Linked DNA regions of Homo sapiens: region 1 is linked to region 2. Evidence: chromatin loops called from intact Hi-C (ENCODE). Cell type or tissue: PC-3. All regions are shown on one strand. Each heading gives the region's core, and the rest is flanking DNA. Links, peaks and the distances in the headings are about the cores only.

Region 1 (8,326 bases), core at 248-8,247, 200 kb after region 2:
GACAGCCAGCCAATTGTTGTTTGCATACTTTCAGCGATGGAGAGCTCAGTACATCTTTAAGCAGTTCATTCTATTACTAAATGCCTTAGTCTAATTATAAATTACAGTCAAAATCTGTGTTCCTCTAATTTCTCTTCATAGGACACAGCTGTGAACTTCATACACAGCTGTGAACTTCATACGTGACAGTCCTTCAAAGACTCAGTGATTGTGTCCTCCTGAGTCATCTTTTTCTCTAGGCATCTCATGTCTTGCCCCGTCTCCATGTGGCTTCCAGGTGATCCCCTTTCCTTCTTCCCTTCTAATCTTGGTAGGAACCCTTTACAGCAGGGGTCCCCACACCCTGGCCGAGGACTGGTCTGTGGCCTGTTAGGAATGGGGCTGCACAGCAGGAGGTGAGTAGCAGGCAAGTGAGCGGAGCTTCATCTGTGTCTACAGCCGCTCCCCATCCCTCTGATTACTGCCTGAGCTCCACCTCCTGTCAGATCAGTGACAGCATTAGATTCTCATAGGAGCATGAACCCTATTGTGAACTGTGCATTCAAGGGATCTAGGTTGCCGGCTCCTTATGAGAATCTTACTAATGCCTAATGATCTGAGGTGGAACAGTTTCATCCTGAAACCACCCCTAAATCCCACTTGATCATGGCATATTATCTTTTTGATTCATTGTTAGATTCAGCTTGGTAGTATTTTGTTGAAAATGTTTTCATCTATGTTCATTAGGAATACCGCCTGTAGTGTTTTTTTGTGTGTGTGTGTGTCCTTGTCTTGTTTGGGTATCAGGGTAATGCTGGCCTTATAGACTGAGTTGGGAAGAATTCCCTCCTCTTTAATTTTTGGGAAAAGTTTGAGAAAAATTGTTTTTTTTGTTTGTTTGTTTGCTTGTTTTGGTATTTGCAGAACTTTAATTGCCAAGGCAGAATACATTCCAATAAATGAAAAAAAATGGATAAACAAATAGACACATTAGAGAATTTCTAAGGTTCAATTAACATGTGAGAATTTCTTAACCTCTCAACCATCAGGAAAATGGATATTACAACCACAACAAAGCCACAAGTCATTGGATCAAGAAACGTTAAAAAGTCTCACAATCCTAAATGTTGGCAAAGACGCTGACCATCAGAAGCACTGGGAAAAGCCCTTTACAAAGCTCTCAAGCAGCATTCACTAATGCCAAATATCCCAGTGGACAGTGGTTCCAATCCCAGCAAAGAAATGCTCAGGCTCAATTCAAATGAGAGGCAGGTACATTCACAGCAGAGCCACCTGTGATGGCCGCACAGTGAAGACAGCAAATGCCCACCTGCAGCAGAGTGGGTGAAGGGCGGTGCATTTGCTGCAGAAAGTTATCAGTGGTGTAGACCAGCCACTCCAGGCCCACTGGGATCTGTAGGACTTTGCAGGCACAGGCCCCTTACCAACCCAGTGGTTACCTGGGGTCTGAATAGTTTTCATTCACAGAGATATCCTCCTCTTGGTACTGAAACCCTGAGTCTTTTTTGTCCATAGAGCCCTGCCCTTCTTTGTACTGAGACATCATCGTGAAGACTGACGTCTAGAGGTGGGAGCACCTCCGTGAAGTGAGGGAATAACTGAGTGTCTGTCAAGAAGTCGGAGGCATAGGGGCTCTGAGGCCACAAGGGGCCTGGGGCTGGGGCTGGGAGTGATCCTGGGCGTGGGCCTAGAACTGGGACTGGGCCTGGGAGTGAGCCTAGGCTTGGCATCCAACCAGAGCTTAAGATGGGGCCCGGGTCTGGGATTCTCTCATGCCTGGGATCTCAGCACTTTGGGAAGCTGAGGCAAGTGGATCACCTGAGGTCAGGAGTTTGAGATCAGCCTGGCCAACATGGTGAAACCCCATCTCTACTAAAAATACAAAAATTAGTCGGGCGTGGTGGTGGGTGTCCATAATCCAGCTACTTGGGAGGCTGAGGGAGGAGAATTGCTTGAACCTGCGAGGTGGAGGTTGCAGTGAACTGAGGTTGCACCATTGCACTCCAGGCTGCGCAGCAGAGCGAGACTCTGTCTCAAAAAAAAAAAAAAAAAAAAAAAACAGGAAAGTCTGTTCTTGTTCCGTGCATGTTTTCCTAATGGACTGTTTGGTTATTTCTCATTTTTGAACTCCAGATATTTGTGAAGTCAGCCCTTTTCCTGTGATCTGAGTTACAAATATTTGTCCAGTGTGAATTGCCTTTTGATTTTTCTTATGGTGCTTCATGCCATGTAGATTTTTTTGAATTTGTGTAGTCAGATTTAGTAATGAATTTATTTTATGGTTTTTAGATATTGAGTCATGGTTAGAGGGACTCCAATCACCCCACCCACTTCAAGGTTAGAATGGAATTCTCTCACATATTCTTCCAATACTTTTATGTTTTCTAACCAACTTTCATGAGATATAATTTACATATAACAAAAGGCATCTATTTAAAGGATACAAGTTGATGAGGCTTGACAGATGTACATCCTCATGACATCATGATTTTTCTTTAAGTATTAAATCATAATGCATTTGGAATTTATATCACTGTCTACTTTGAGAAAAGGACTAAATTTTATTTATTTATTTATTTATTTAAGACAGAGTTTCACTCTTGTCACCCAAGCTGTATGTAGTGCAGTGACGTGATCTTGGCTCACTGCAACCTATGCCTCCCGGGTTCAAGTGATTCTTCTGACTCAGCCTCCCGAGTAGCTGGGATTACAGGCACCCGCCACCACACCCTGCTTAATTTTTGTGTTTTTAATAGAGATGGGGTTTCACCCTGTTGGCCATGCTGGTCTCAAACTCCTGACCTCAGGTGATCTGCCCACCTTGGCCTCCCAAAGTTCTGGGATTACAGGCATGAGTCATCGCGCCCGGCGTATTTTATTCTTTCAGTTTTCAGATGATTGGCCAGGTGTCTGAACACCCTGCATTGAGATGTTTCCTTTGTCCCATTCTCTATTTCTGTATGGATTTCTGTCTACATCTGGACTTCCTCTTCTATTTGTCTGTCCATATATACACGTTTACTACACAGTTTTAATAATTGAAGCTTTGTAACTGAATTACCTTTAATAAATGGTACCAGCTCCAATACCAATTATAGCAGAAAACATGGTCCCCTGTATTAGGTATTTGAGAGCAAGATGGATGTTCTGGATGCTCGAGCTGAGTTTCTTTCCCTATGCCAGGCCTCCTTTTTACTCTTAGAGAAAGGTACCCCATTTTATAGATACAGAAAGTGAGGTGAGATCAAGGAAGGTCAGTCCCCAACTGTGCCAGCTCTGAATTTTGTAGGGTTTAGGAGCACCCAGCCTCAAATGCCCATTTGTGGATGAGAAAACTGGTTCTGGGTGGAGATAGAGACATGTGGAAAAGACAGATCTGATGATGCATTATCACTCAACCACTCACTCATTCATCACTTCACCCCAGCACAGACTGACCGTGTGCTAAGGCCAAGCCCTGCACTGGGGCAGAGAAGGGGCTGCTCCGTCCCCTGGGATCTCACGGTGGGCTGGAGGGAAAGGCGAGGAAGCACTGAGGGACAGGAGGATGTGACTGTGGTGGGAATAGAGGGAGGAACGGGGCTGTGGGCGCCCACAGTGGGGCCTCATGGTCTTAGCCTGGGCCCCCCTTCCAATGCTGAAAGTAGGGCAGGTGCCCAGGACTTTGCAGCAGGAGGACTATTTCGAAAAGTGAATCCAGGGAGCAGAGTGAGGGTCTGGGAAAGTAACGGAGGAGAAAAAAGCTAAGGGTATACTGTAGAGATGACCACATTGAAGGCAACTGAGGCTTAACACAGTGTGATCTCTAGGACAGCATCTAGAAAGTGCATCACGGCCAGGTGTGGTGGCTCATGCCTGTAATTCCAGCACCTTGGGAGGCTGAGGCAGGCAGATTACCTGAGATCAGGAGTCTGAGACCAGCCTGACCAATATGGTGAAACCGCATCTCTACTAAAAATACAAAAATTAGCTGGGCGTGGTAACTAGTGCCTGTAATCCCAGCTACTCGGGAGGCTGAGGTGGGAGAATTGCTTGAACCCGGGAGGTGGAGGTGGCAGTGAGCCCAGATCGTGCCCCTGCACTCCAGCCTTGGTGACAGAGAGAGACTCTGTCTTAAGAAAAAAAAAGAAAGAAAAAGAAAGAAGGAAAGAAAGTGCATCAGACTGTGCATGTCTCTCTCTCAGTGAAAAAGGGAGAAGCATTTAACTCCAGGTTCCTGTCTCCATTGGTTGAGGGCTGTCCTGTGGGAACAGGGCAGGAATCCACCCGGGGTGTGTGGATCTGGTGACAGCCAGCACGCATGGACTGTTTGCCAGAGCTGTGGCTGGAATCTGGAGCCAGGTGAGAACAGATGAGGCTGGACAAAGGGTCTCAGCCTGGTTCCCAGGTATGGGACTTGACGGCCACCTAGCTGGCCAGGATGGGAAATGCAGCAGGGACCAGGACAGCGAGGGAGGCTGCTCTGGGTCCCCACCCCACAGAGGAGGCAAACCTGTGACAGGGCAGCCCTTTCCCCTGGAAGTCCCTGCTTCAGGGACAGACCCAGAGGCTCCACACAGCAACCCAGCCACAAGGGAGGCCTACGTGTCCCCATGTGATGGGCTTTCAAGGCCCCAAGGAGGTCACGGCTTGGAGTGCAAGAACTCCTCCCAACTGCTGTGCCGCCCCCCCTCCACCTCCTGCCGGCTCACTGCTTTGTTCCCTGCTTTCTCTTTCTCTGCTTCTCTCTGCTTCTCTCTGCCTCCCTCTTTGTCCTTCCTTTCTCTCTTTCTGTGACCCTGTCTTCAACAACTCTTTCCCTTCCTCTATTGTGCTGTTTGTCTGTGATTCTCTCCAGCCTCCTCTCCCTGTCTCAGTCCTCTCCATCTCTCTTGTTTCCTCTGTCTTCATTCCTCTCTTCTCTTTTACTCTCTGCCTTCCTCTCGGTATGTGGATCACTGGCCAGCTCTCTGGACACCTCCCTCCCTCCAGCTCCCTTGGTTCTCACTGTGGGTCCTTCTGTCTTTGTCTCTTCCAGCTTTCCTTTTCTCCCCCTGGGCCCAAATCAACTTCTCTCCATGACTCCATCCTCCCATCTCCATCTCTCTCTCTCTCCCCTCACCCTCCACCTTCTCTCTCTCTCCCTTCTCTCTTTCTCTCACTGTTTCAACCCCTCTCTCTCTATCCTCCCTGTCTTTCTCCTTCTCTTTGTCCTTCCCCTCCCTCTCTCATCCCTTCTCTCTCATCTTCTCTCTGCCTGTCCCGTCCTCTGACTGACCTCACCCCTGCGTTCTTCACTCCTCTCCAGTCCAGCTCAGTTAGCCTCTCACCACCGATCTCTGCCTATCACACAATTTAAAAATTACAGGAAGATGGTGGGGGGCACAGGACTTATGGAGAAATGTCTACACCCAGCTCAGCTTCCCTTAGAGCCGCCTGGAGTTGGTGCTACCGGGGGGCAGCTGGCTCAGTGGGGCATGGGCTCTGACAAACCCTGAGTCTCTGCGAGGCTCCTTAAGGGCTCCACAGCCGCTGCTGGGCCCTTCTATTCCCTGTCAGAAGTTGGCCACCTCATGGGGATGTATTACTGTCTATCTGCTCACAAGGCACCACTGGCAGTCACTAGGAACACAGTGACTCTTTCTAGAATGAATGAGCACAACCTCCACCCGTGGCTGGATACAGGATATTCCCCCACCCCAGAAGTCCCCCTCGGGCCCTTACCAGTCAACACTACCCAAAGGGTAACCCTGCTTCTGTGTCCAGCAAGGCAGTATCTGCCTGAGTTTGAATAGTGTACGAGGAGTCACACCTGGTATACCCTGGGGTGTGAACTGGTCCTCCAGGAAGCAGACACCCAGAAAGATAGGACTGCAAATGTTTCTAAAGGGAAACACTGGAAATGAGAGAGAGAGGAGGGAGCACGGGGCATGGAGCATCAAATATGGTGGAGACTTTTCCAAGATATCATGGCCCAGGAGACTCTTCAAATTTCAAAATTATCCTGTAAGGTAAAAAGATTTCGGTTTATTTCCAGGTGACCTTCTTTTGCCCAATATACATTTTGTCTTCTATGAAATATCTGTGCCCCTGCTGAATACTTCTGTGTGTGGCCATATCTGTGTCTGTATGTCATGGAGAATAATTATCCACAGATCACAGATACAAATCTCAGAGTTTAACTGTGTATGCATTTTTAGGATCTCTTCATCTCGTAAGGATCTGAATTCTAATCTTGGAGACAGGGGCTTTCCCTTATCTTTTGAAAGAGAAACTGGAAATCCCAGAGCCTGAGCTGCTACACCCTAAGGTTTATTAAATGAACTTCAATGAACACCTTTTGCTGATCTTCTGAGTGGAAATATTTTCATTTAACCAGCGGGAGGGGTGAGGCTCTACCATCTACCAGCTATTTTGCAAGATGCCTTCCTTATGAGCTTGGTCTCCCTGTCCTCACCATGACCTCATAATCGCATCATTCCCAGCTCATTTCTGAGAAAGCTGGGGCTCTGAGCTCTACTGAGAGTTGGTGTCTGGGCTTAGGCAGCAAAGACACAGGGAAGGGGAAGCATTTTGCCTGCCAAGGTTGGGAGATGCAAAGCTGAGAGTTGTAGGTGGGAAGGAGAGGGTGCAGGAGATCAGAGTAGGTCACAGCAGCTCAGGATTGGCCTTGAGTTTCCAGCCAGAGTTGGCCTCATTCTGAAGGCCAAGGCCGCAGCTCCACTGAACCAGACCCATCCTCATTGTTAGTCTCCTTAGGCCGTGAAAACTCAGGGAGACAGGTTCCCCTGACAGAACCAAGTTAAAATTTTCAGACCTCTAGGCATTCATTCACCCCGATCTAGAGCCTTCATGCACCCAGGGAAAGAATCATCTTCCTACCAATAATGGACTAAAGGCTGTAGGGCAACAAGGAAGTGCTGGGGTGGTAATTTCCTGTGCACAATGTGGTATCTGAGCTCCCATGGCAGCTCTGTGTGGCCCTCACCGCAGCCTCCATGCTCCTGCTCACGCTGCTTGCCTGGCTAGGAGCAGCCTTCCAGCTCTACCTGAGTTCAACAACCCCCCATGTCACACCTCCCTGCTTCAGCTTTCTCTTCCACGGCCTCCTGTTTACTCCCAGGAGATTCTGTCTCCTCCTTCTGCACCCTGTGTCCCTTCACTTGTGTTTCCATTGGGCTGGTCAGAAGCTCTGTGCCCTTCAGTGTGGGTCTCTCTGCTGCAGCACACAGGATGCCCTGCCAGTCAGGGATGGGTCTCATCCCTCACAGAGCTGGCCATATGGCCCAGGTTCCACACAAGCCTGCAAAGCTTGTATTTCTAGCTTCTATAAACAATCTCTGGCTGGGCACAGTGGCTCACACTTGTAATCTTGGCACTCTGGGAGGCCAAAGTGGGCAGATGGCATGGCTCCAGGAGCTTGAGGCCAGCCTGAGCAACATGGTGAAACATGGTCTCTACAAAAAGTAAAACAAAAAAACATTAGCCAAGCATGGTGTTGCACACCTGTAGTCCCAGCCACTCTGGAGGCTGAGGTGGAAGGATCACCTGGGCCCTAGAGGCGGAGGTTGCAGTGAGCCAGGAGTGCACCCCTGCACCCCAGCCTGGGTGACAGAGTGAGACTCTGTCCCCCACCAAAATAAAATAAAAAAAAAAACTCTTTCCTTATCTACAGAAGATACCTGCTGCCAAAGTCATAATGAGAAAATAATGCAACTGATTTGTAGTCTCAGAAACTTGAGCAAAGTGACCACATCCTCAGCCAGTGCTACCCTCATATTGCAAAGCCTTGCAGTACAATCTGTGACATTTCTATTCATTCAAAAAAGGAAAGATGAGTCCATTTTGCAACTTAGTTCATACTGTTCAGATAAACATACCAAGTGGTACATGTGGAGTTGGTGGTTGAGGTCTTACAGGCCACAATGGGTAGAGGAGCTGGTTGAGGTCCCAGAGGAGTTGGTTCAGATAGCAGAGGCCAGGCAAGTGGAGGAGGTGGCAGATGTACTAGAAGAGACCCTGGTGGAGGAGGTGGCTGAAGTCCCAGGGACCACAAGTGGAGATTATTGAAGTAGCTGAGGAGATTCATGTGAAGGTGGTAGTTGAGGGGCCAGAGGCCACCCAGGTAGAAGGGGTGGCTGAGGATCCAGAGATTACTAAGTGGAGATGTAGTCGGAGGTCCCAGAGGCCTCACAGAACAAAAAGGTGAATGATGTCCCAGAGGAAAGGCAGCTATAAAAGATGGATGAGGTCCCGGAGGACAGAAACATGCAGAAGATGGATAAGGTCCGGGAGGACAAGGAGCTGCAGGAGGTGGATGAGGTCCCAGAGGACCAACAGCTGCAGG
Region 2 (8,326 bases), core at 15-8,014:
CCCGTCCGGGAAGTGACTGGAAGGCAGGCAGCGTGTTTCCAGTCTGTAAGGATTGACCTGTTGGGGAAGTGACTGGAAGGCAGAGAGCGTGTTTCCAATCTATAAGGACTGACCCGTTGGGGAAGTGACTGGAAGGCCGGCAGCTGTTTCCAGTCTATAAGGACTGACCCGTCAGGGAAGTGACTGGAAGGCAGACAGCGTGTTTCTTAGCTCTTGTTTCCATCCACACTTGGTCACTGTATAGGAAGTGGCACTGCCTCTTGGGCTGCACAGCCAGCTCAGCCAAGGTGTTGGGGAAGATTTGGGGAAGTAAAACCCACACCTCCTGCCCTCTGGGAAGTGAGGTTTTAGCAGGAAAGAAAAGTTTTTAGCAGAGACTCACCAGGGAATGAAGCATAGCAGACTGCACAGAACTCAATATGAGTCAGAGAAGGCAGGCTTCCTGGAGGGTGTGTCACAAGTAAATCCTCAGAAAATGATGCTGGCAGCAGCTGGCCCATCTGGGTACCCAGGTAAGGATTTAGTTTACCTGCAGAAGACGTAGGGACGTGGCTCTGCAGATGCCCCTCGTGAAGCCCTGGTTGCTCCCCACGACCAAGCCCCTTTTTGAGCAGGGTGTGCCCAGCTCTCTGCCTGCCTCCCTCCCAGCTTGCATGCCCACTCTCAGAGCAGTTTTCTCCTCCTAGCTCCTCTCAGCTCTGTGGCCTTCACCTTGGGTTCACAGCGGCTTTAGATTCCAAAGACCTTAAGTTCCTTGAAGATCTGCACATTTCCCCTCAGTATCCACCTTAGGATGGGCGGGGAGGCTTGGCAACAAGTGGAGGTATTCTGAGTTCAGGAGGGGAGAGAGAGGGGGGGGGGTCAGGGGCTTCCTCATGCATCCAAGAAGCTGGATCAAGCCCCAACCCTCCACCTGGTGGACACTAGTTCAGGGAGGGGCCAGAGAAGGACCATTGGCTCCTGGGTCCTGAGTTTGGGGGAGCCTCAAGCTATTGGCACCTCTCCTGGCACTCAGGCCCCATGCAGTTTCTAGGCCTTTTCTCAGCCACCCTGTGCTCAAAATCCCAGTGTCCCACTGGCTGTGCTGGGGGTGCATCTGTTAGCCCACGCCAAAGGAGGCAATCTCGGATGAGGCTTCAGCAGAATTCCTGGTCATTGGTGTCACCCCTGCACCTGCACCTGTGCCATGCTTATGGCTCTTGCCTGCCTAAAGAGAGCACACCAAAGGCTCTCCATATTTTTACTAAATTAATCATCCTTTTCATAGAGTGCTGCTGCTACCCAGCTACAGCACTGGGTGGTCACAGCCTATGCGGCCTGATCCTGTCTGGAAGACTGGCCTTCCTTCCCCTTGCCATGGCTTGTTCATACAATATTTGAATTGTTGGAGCCTTAGGACAGGGGTTGGGTCATCTGGTCCCACAGAGGACTCTCTTCTCTAGCTTGGTGGGCAGGTAGGCACCAGCTACGTCTTCTATACCTCCTGTGGTGGGTGCCTCACTGTCACCCAGAGCAGCCACCATGTTGCAACAACGTGAGTTGTAGATTCTTCCACACTGACACTTTCTGACATTTATCCCTAAGTCCATCATTCGTTTGTTGAGCAAGTATTAAGGGTATTTTCCCAGGCACTGGGGCACAGCCACCAACAGGACCTCTGGGCAAGAGAGACACTCAGATGGGGAAGAAGAAACCACTGACTCACAGGATGTCATGTGGCCGTGAGGGTCACCTGATTTTCCAGACAGGGAAGGTGGCTGGAGGGTGGTGCTCTCTCCTCTTCTCTAAATTGTCTGTCCCGGGAGAAGTTGTCTTGTTCCTTCACCAACCTGGCTCTCCCACCTCCTGCACAGGTGGCAGGTTGTCGATGGCCCAGAACTGAACACTAGGTGTGTGTTCTGCTCTGAGGGGAGTACGAGGACAATGCCACCCAAGTTCAGCCTTGGAATGCAGGGGCACAGGGGGCTCCTTTCTGGAATTGCATCCTGTTGACTGTGTTCCTCTGTCACATTGGGGTACACATTGGGGAGCACAGCCCTAACCCAGGCACCAGGAGAGACACAAAGGTCGGGGGAGTTAGAATCAGGCCCCTCATAATGGTGTGAGCAAGAGGCTCTGAAAGTGTCCCTGGAGTTCAGGGGCACATGTGCTCCAGGAAGAACGGCCTCAAGGGGAGGTGGCCTATGATCTGGACAGGCAGAACAAAATGCCCCTGGATGTCAGGACGAGAAGGGGCCCAAAGCATTATCTGGTTTTGTGGGTGGGAAACAGCAGGAGCAAATGAGGAGAGGCGGGCCCCATCCCGTTGTTCAGGTGACCTGGCTATGTGACGTTGGCAACATTGAACGTGTTTCCCCTCTCCTTTCTCTCCCACCACAGCCCAACTATGGAAACCAGCAATATGGACCAAACAGCCAGTTCCCCACCCAGCCAGGCCAGTACCCAGCCCCCAACCCCCCGAGGCCACTCACCTCCCCCAACTACCCAGGACAGAGGATGCCCAGCCAGCCGAGCTCCGGGCAGTACCCGCCCCCCACGGTCAACATGGGGCAGTATTACAAGGTGAGTCCCAGCCTCGCCACCACCCACGGGGCCCCTTCCCTCCTAACCACCTCACTCCCCTAACTCCACCGGGATCACTCTGACCCTGCGTGTGTTTGCCCCAAGGACAGCGAGGGGTGGGTGATTTCTGAACGTCCCCATGTGTTCAGGGCGAAGTTCGGTGGCCAGAATGTCAGAGTGGCTTTTCTCAGTTCCTATTCTCATTCGTCTCGGATGATGGTTTTTTTTTCTCCTTTTCTTATTCACGGCACTCACAAAATAATAAAGGAAATATATTTTATTAAAAAAACACACATCCCCTGTATATATTAACATTTCATTCTAAACTTTGTATGTGCAGGTGGGCACTAACATGTTATAAAATTGTTATTACAGCTGTAACTTTGAATCTGTACCTTTTACTTAACATGACATAATAAGGATGATACTTACTGCTACTAGAGCCCCTGGGGTTTTTACTTTTAATGGCTGCCTAATATTCTGCTGAGATCACCATATCATATTTTATTATTCCTTCTGTTAGGTATTTGGGTTGCTTCTGATTTTTCACTTTAGAAATAACACTATGATGAGTATCTTCAGGCATATAGCCTTTCCTTTCCTTAGGATTATTTTCTTGGGAGTAAAGAAGACACTTTATTATTTTACATTTATTTGCCAAAAATCATGCTAATTTATTATGGCCATCTACCAAACAGGTTTACCGTTTTTGCTCCAACTTCAGCATACTAGGTGTTGCTATTTTTGTAACTTCTGCTAAATTAATAGCTAGGGACAGAGAGAGGCAAAATGCCGTCCCTGAGGTGTAGCTGTCCCGCCCTGCTCACTCAATATACCCAGCAGTGGATGGGCCCCTGTAGCATCCCCGTGCTCCTGGTAGATTTTACTGTCCAGAGGGAGAGCGGGCTTCTGATGGCTTTTCTGCCCCCCACTCAGTGTTGTTTATCTTGTTTTAATAGCCAGAACAGTTTAATGGACAAAATAACACGTTCTCGGGAAGCAGCTACAGTAACTACAGCCAAGGGAATGTCAACAGGGTATGTTCCAATTTAATTTACAAATTCTAAGCCACAGGGAGTTGTTGCCTCTAAAGGTTCTCACTGTTCCTGCTCCAGCCTCTCTGGACATTCAAAGGGGCCCATGGGTGGGGGTGCACTCCCTGGTCCCCTGTCCTGGGGACAGAGATGCTCAGGACTGAGAATCCACGGCTCCAGGTGGGGTGAGCCCCAGGGTAAAGTGTCAGCCTGGCTAGTCTTGAAAACAAGGAGAGGGAGAGGGGTTCCTGGGGAACCTGGGCCCCAGATTCTGCAGGCCCCGACTCCACCTGGGGACCCTGATGGGGTAGGCATAGAGGGTGTGGCCTTGAGTCGTGATGTGGGAAGCCCACCTGCTCGGGTGACAGGAGGCCTGGGCTTCATTCCCGCTGTCCTGTCCTCCAAGGGTTGTGCTGAGCAAGTCCCCAACCCTGAGCCTCTGTGTCCCCATTTATCACAGGGATGGGTAAGGGTCTCCACAGGCACCTGACACAGGAGCTCAGTGGTGAGACCCAGATGAAGGGTGGGGAGGCCCTTCCCAGGGCTGTCTTCTGAGCAGGACAGAGATCTGCGAGAGAGAAGAGTTTCCCTGGAGGAGGCTCTCCTCCCGAGGGGCATGGCTCCAGGCCCCTGGGATGAGTGCGGTGTATGTCCATAGCCATGGCCCCTTCTGTCTCCGTAATCCCATAACTCGTGCGTGTCTTTTCTTTCCCTCCAGCCTCCCAGGCCGGTTCCTGTGGCAAATTACCCCCACTCACCTGTTCCAGGGAACCCCACACCCCCCATGACCCCTGGGAGCAGCATCCCTCCATACCTGTCCCCCAGCCAAGACGTCAAACCACCCTTCCCGCCTGACATCAAGCCAAATATGAGCGCTCTGCCACCACCCCCAGGTGAGGGCCCTCCCTCCCTCTCTTGGCAGCTCCACCTGGGCCCCCCAGTGGGCCGGGAGCAGGGGCTTCGCAGTCAGGCTGCCTGGGGAGTGGGCATCAGAAGGGGCAGAGAGTTGAGAGCAGGTGAGATACCCAGGGGCACACTCAAGGCGGGGTAGGCAGCTCACAGACAGCCTTTCTTACTGCTGCCTGGGCGCCTGGAGGCTGGGAGGAAAATCTATACGCAGCCATGGAAGGATGCAAGGAGGCGGGTGGAAGAAGAGGGGATGAGTCGCTGGGGCGGGGCCGTGTAGAATCGAAGAAGCCATGACTCACTGGTGTGCCCTTGGACTGGCTATGTCTCTGGCCCTGTTTACACACCCCTGCCTTCCTCTGAGCATGCAGCCCAGGGTGAGCAAGTCCCACCTACAGCCCCAGAACCCATGGCAGCTGAGGCTTGTGGCTCACCCACCTCCTCTCCTCGCCCCAGCCAACCACAATGACGAGCTGCGGCTCACATTCCCTGTGCGGGATGGCGTGGTGCTGGAGCCCTTCCGCCTGGAGCACAACCTGGCGGTCAGCAACCATGTGTTCCACCTGCGGCCCACGGTCCACCAGACGCTGATGTGGAGGTGCGTGTCAGGGCAGGGGCGCCAGCCCAGGCGGGATGAAGGAGGTCCCCTGGGATGGCTTCCTTGGGCCCGAGTGGGGCCCTGGGCAGGGGGTAGCAGCATCTTCTGACACCTTCACGTGTTCAGCATCATTGACTGGGCCCTGTCCTGCGGTTGTCATGGGAAGTCTGCAGGTGCACAGGTAGATGAGCAGTCAAGGTGTCGTGGCCCAAGGGCAGGGAGCAGCTGTCACTCACCCCAGAGGAAAAGGTGGCTGGCTCAGACCTAGGCTGGGAAGCTGTGTATCCCATCTGAGACCGTGAGCTGACAAGAGGGAACGCAGTCAAGAATTCGAGTGTGACTCATGTGGCCAGAGCCAGGAATGCAGAGATGAGGCTGGTGCAAGGGCCAGGCCGGGGTCAGGCAGGCCCCATCTATTGCAGGGGGCTGACCATTGGGCAGGGCTGCTGCTCAGACACTTAGGCACGTGCTGGAACACAAGGTCCGGAGGTTCCCTGCTGAGCCAGGCCCATGCTCAGCACCTTCCACGTGTGACCCACTTTGATCTTGGAAATGGGCAACACTTTCCCTTTTGACAGAGGAGGAAGCTGAGGCTAGAGAAGTGAATTGGCTTGTGTGAGTTCTCACAGCTAGCCAGGGGCGGAGCTGAGACTTGGGCCCAGGTCTCCAGGATGCCAGAACCAACCCTGGGGGTGTCCACCCTTCAGTCCTTCATCCTCAGTCAAGACTCACAGTCTCACTGTGCTTGTGACTCAGACCCCCTTGACTGCCCAGTGAGCATCTCCAGCGCAAGAGCTGGGTCTGTGCCTGGCACATGCACACACACCCCTGCTGTTTTCTTGACCATGCTGAGCAGGCTGGGTGAGGTGGCCACAGATAGCTGGTGTGGGCGTTCAGAACACAGGAGCTGCAACGCTCAGGCAGGAGGACAGAGGTCCCTGGCACGGGACAAACCACTGTGCTGCCTGCCTGCACCCTGCTCACCCACGCTCCTTAGCTGGGAGTGTCCTGGCCTGGGAGGCCTCCTCTTCCTGGCTTGCTTGTCACACATATATGGTCACTGCTGGTTCCTGACACTCCTCAGTGCTGCGTCCTTGGGGGGCCTCCTTGGGGAGTGCTCAGAACCAGAAATGGCCGTGGCCTGGGAGGACAGCTCCCAGCAGGTCTAGAGATGGGGTTGGCTGGCCTCACAGCAGGTCTTGTCAAATGAGTGCCTGTTCATTTGCCCCTCTGTCTCTGTCCTGGGGATCCAGGAGTTGACCCCTACAGGGAGGACATTCCAGGGAGATGGGAGCTAGAGCTGTGGGGTGTGATGGGAATGATTGGTGTGCGGGGGTCTTGGGGGCAGTTTGGGTGTAGAGGGAGTATCCAGAATGGGAGAGGAGAACTCAGGCTGGGGGAATCATTGGGGTCAGGGATGGGGTCCTGAGGATCTCGGAGGTTGTGGTGTGTTTAGAGGTGTGTGACCTGGCTCGGGGTCACGGAGGCCATGGACAGCCCCCTGGCAGAGCTGCCCTGAGCACCCTCGTTCCCCACCTAGGTCTGACCTGGAGCTGCAGTTCAAGTGCTACCACCACGAGGACCGGCAGATGAACACCAACTGGCCCGCCTCGGTGCAGGTCAGCGTGAACGCCACGCCCCTCACCATTGAGCGCGGCGACAACAAGACCTCCCACAAGCCCCTGCACCTGAAGCACGTGTGCCAGCCGGGCCGCAACACCATCCAGATCACCGTCACGGCCTGCTGCTGCGTGAGTGTGGTGGGCCAGGGGCAGCGTTGGCACAGGCAGGCCCTGTTTCACGGCATGAGAGTGCGGAATACCCTGCCCCACTCTGGTCCTCAGCCTTGTCCCTGCGTCACCACCCCCGTGCCCACAGCCGCCAAAGATACAGCGTCCCCTTACCTGTGCCCAGGGCCTGTGCAATAACCTTCAAACCGTTGGGCCTTCAAAGCCACTGTGCCCTGGCTTCAGACGTGGCCTCTTCCCCTGGACACTCAGCCTCCGTCTGTTCTCCACACATGCTTCCGATTCACCCCTCCTGGCCCCTCCTCCCTACCCTTCATTCATTGGTGCAGTTCTGTGTTCCTCAAAGCCATGTCCTGCTTGCCTCATTCACCAGCAGTTGTCATTGTCAGCACCTTTTCCCCCAGACCCAACGCCCCCAAACCTGGAGTTAACGCGTTCCCTTCTTTCCCAACCCCCTTGTCTTAGAGTCACGTATGGGGGTCCTTCCAACCCGTGACTTGTTACCTAGGACCAGCTCTCAGCCACCCTCATGTCCCCTGAAGATCAGGGCCCAACACACAGGGCTTGCTCAGGCCCCAGTGGAAGTAAATTGCCTGCCCCACTCCACTGGCCTCTCTGTGGAGGCATGGAGAAGGAAACACTCTGATCCACCCTTGTGAGCTTAGGGGCACGGAGGCTACACAGAGATAGGGGTCACAGACCTGGGCAGCACATCCCATTCTGGCTGGGGAATGTGATGTGCTGTGTGAGGCTGCACAACTGTCAGAGTGAGGCGGCTGATGGGTGGACGTTTGGGATGTGCAGTTCTGGAAGGCTTCCTGGAGGAGTGAAGGGAGGGATGAGCACCCTGGCAGGAAGGGCTAAGGACACATGATGGGGAGGCAGTGGTAGGGGAGGTTAGGAAGCAAAGTGGGACCCAGGCTTAAAGCCTTGTGTCCTATAACCTTATCCAGGGAGTATTTCAGTGTCAAAGTCCACCTTGTCGATCTGCAGCAGAGGCAGCCTTTCCAGAGTAGTGCTCAGGCTCGCAAGTCCCAGGAGACACCCTGGGGGAGCCTCCTGGGCCGGCTGTGGGATCCTGGGAGCAGTCTAGGGCTGCTGAGGCTGCAGGCAGGGCGGGGTGTGGGGACAGTGCACAGGAACTGAGTGTCTCCTCTCTCCCCGCAGTCCCACCTCTTCGTGCTGCAGCTGGTACACCGGCCCTCCGTCCGCTCTGTGCTGCAAGGACTCCTCAAGAAGCGCCTCCTGCCCGCAGAGCACTGTATCACGAAAAGTGAGTCAGGGTGGGGACGGGGGTGAGGGCCAGACTCCATCCCCGCCTGAGTTTGGGACTGAGAAGCAGTCACCATTCACCTGGAACTGACCTTTGCCTCCGTGCATGTCACCACCGGGCCTGGAGTGTCCCTGAGCGCGCCCTGTCCTGAGGCTCATGCCCTCCTCCTGGGGCTGTTGTCGTGGTCAGAGAAGCTAGGTCCCAT

The links. Peaks named below come from ENCODE experiments on the same cell type or tissue, not always from the same donor. Only the 100,000 strongest peaks of a DNase experiment are listed, where the experiment ranks them.
Region 1: it touches region 2 in a loop (4-fold over the local background); 2 of 110 quality-filtered maps call a loop at or near these places.

Annotation. Positions count from the first base shown.
Region 1 is chr10:79,498,228-79,506,553 of GRCh38, forward strand. It overlaps LOC729815 (a long non-coding RNA gene), which reads right to left. Exons shown (of 3, transcript NR_136624.1): 3 at 8,143-8,326. It also overlaps the pseudogene TPRX1P1. Among named protein-coding and RNA genes, the nearest start is that of EIF5AL1, 10 kb to the right of the region's middle. RefSeq lists a silencer at 1-64. In PC-3, for the core only: a CTCF peak has its summit at 4,422; a DNase peak (open chromatin) is centred at 4,424; H3K4me3 peaks cover 343 bases; H3K27me3 peaks cover 407 bases.
Region 2 is chr10:79,294,092-79,302,417 of GRCh38, forward strand. ZMIZ1 (zinc finger MIZ-type containing 1) reads left to right here. Exons shown (of 25, transcript NM_020338.4): 13 at 2,380-2,562; 14 at 3,522-3,599; 15 at 4,315-4,489; 16 at 4,959-5,100; 17 at 6,641-6,851; 18 at 8,016-8,121. Among named protein-coding and RNA genes, the nearest start is that of PPIF, 49 kb to the right of the region's middle. RefSeq lists cis regulatory regions at 1-426, 1-541. In PC-3, for the core only: no CTCF peak of the experiment used is centred there; DNase peaks (open chromatin) are centred at 430, 1,710, 4,820, 5,400 and 1 weaker place; H3K27ac peaks cover 1,945 bases.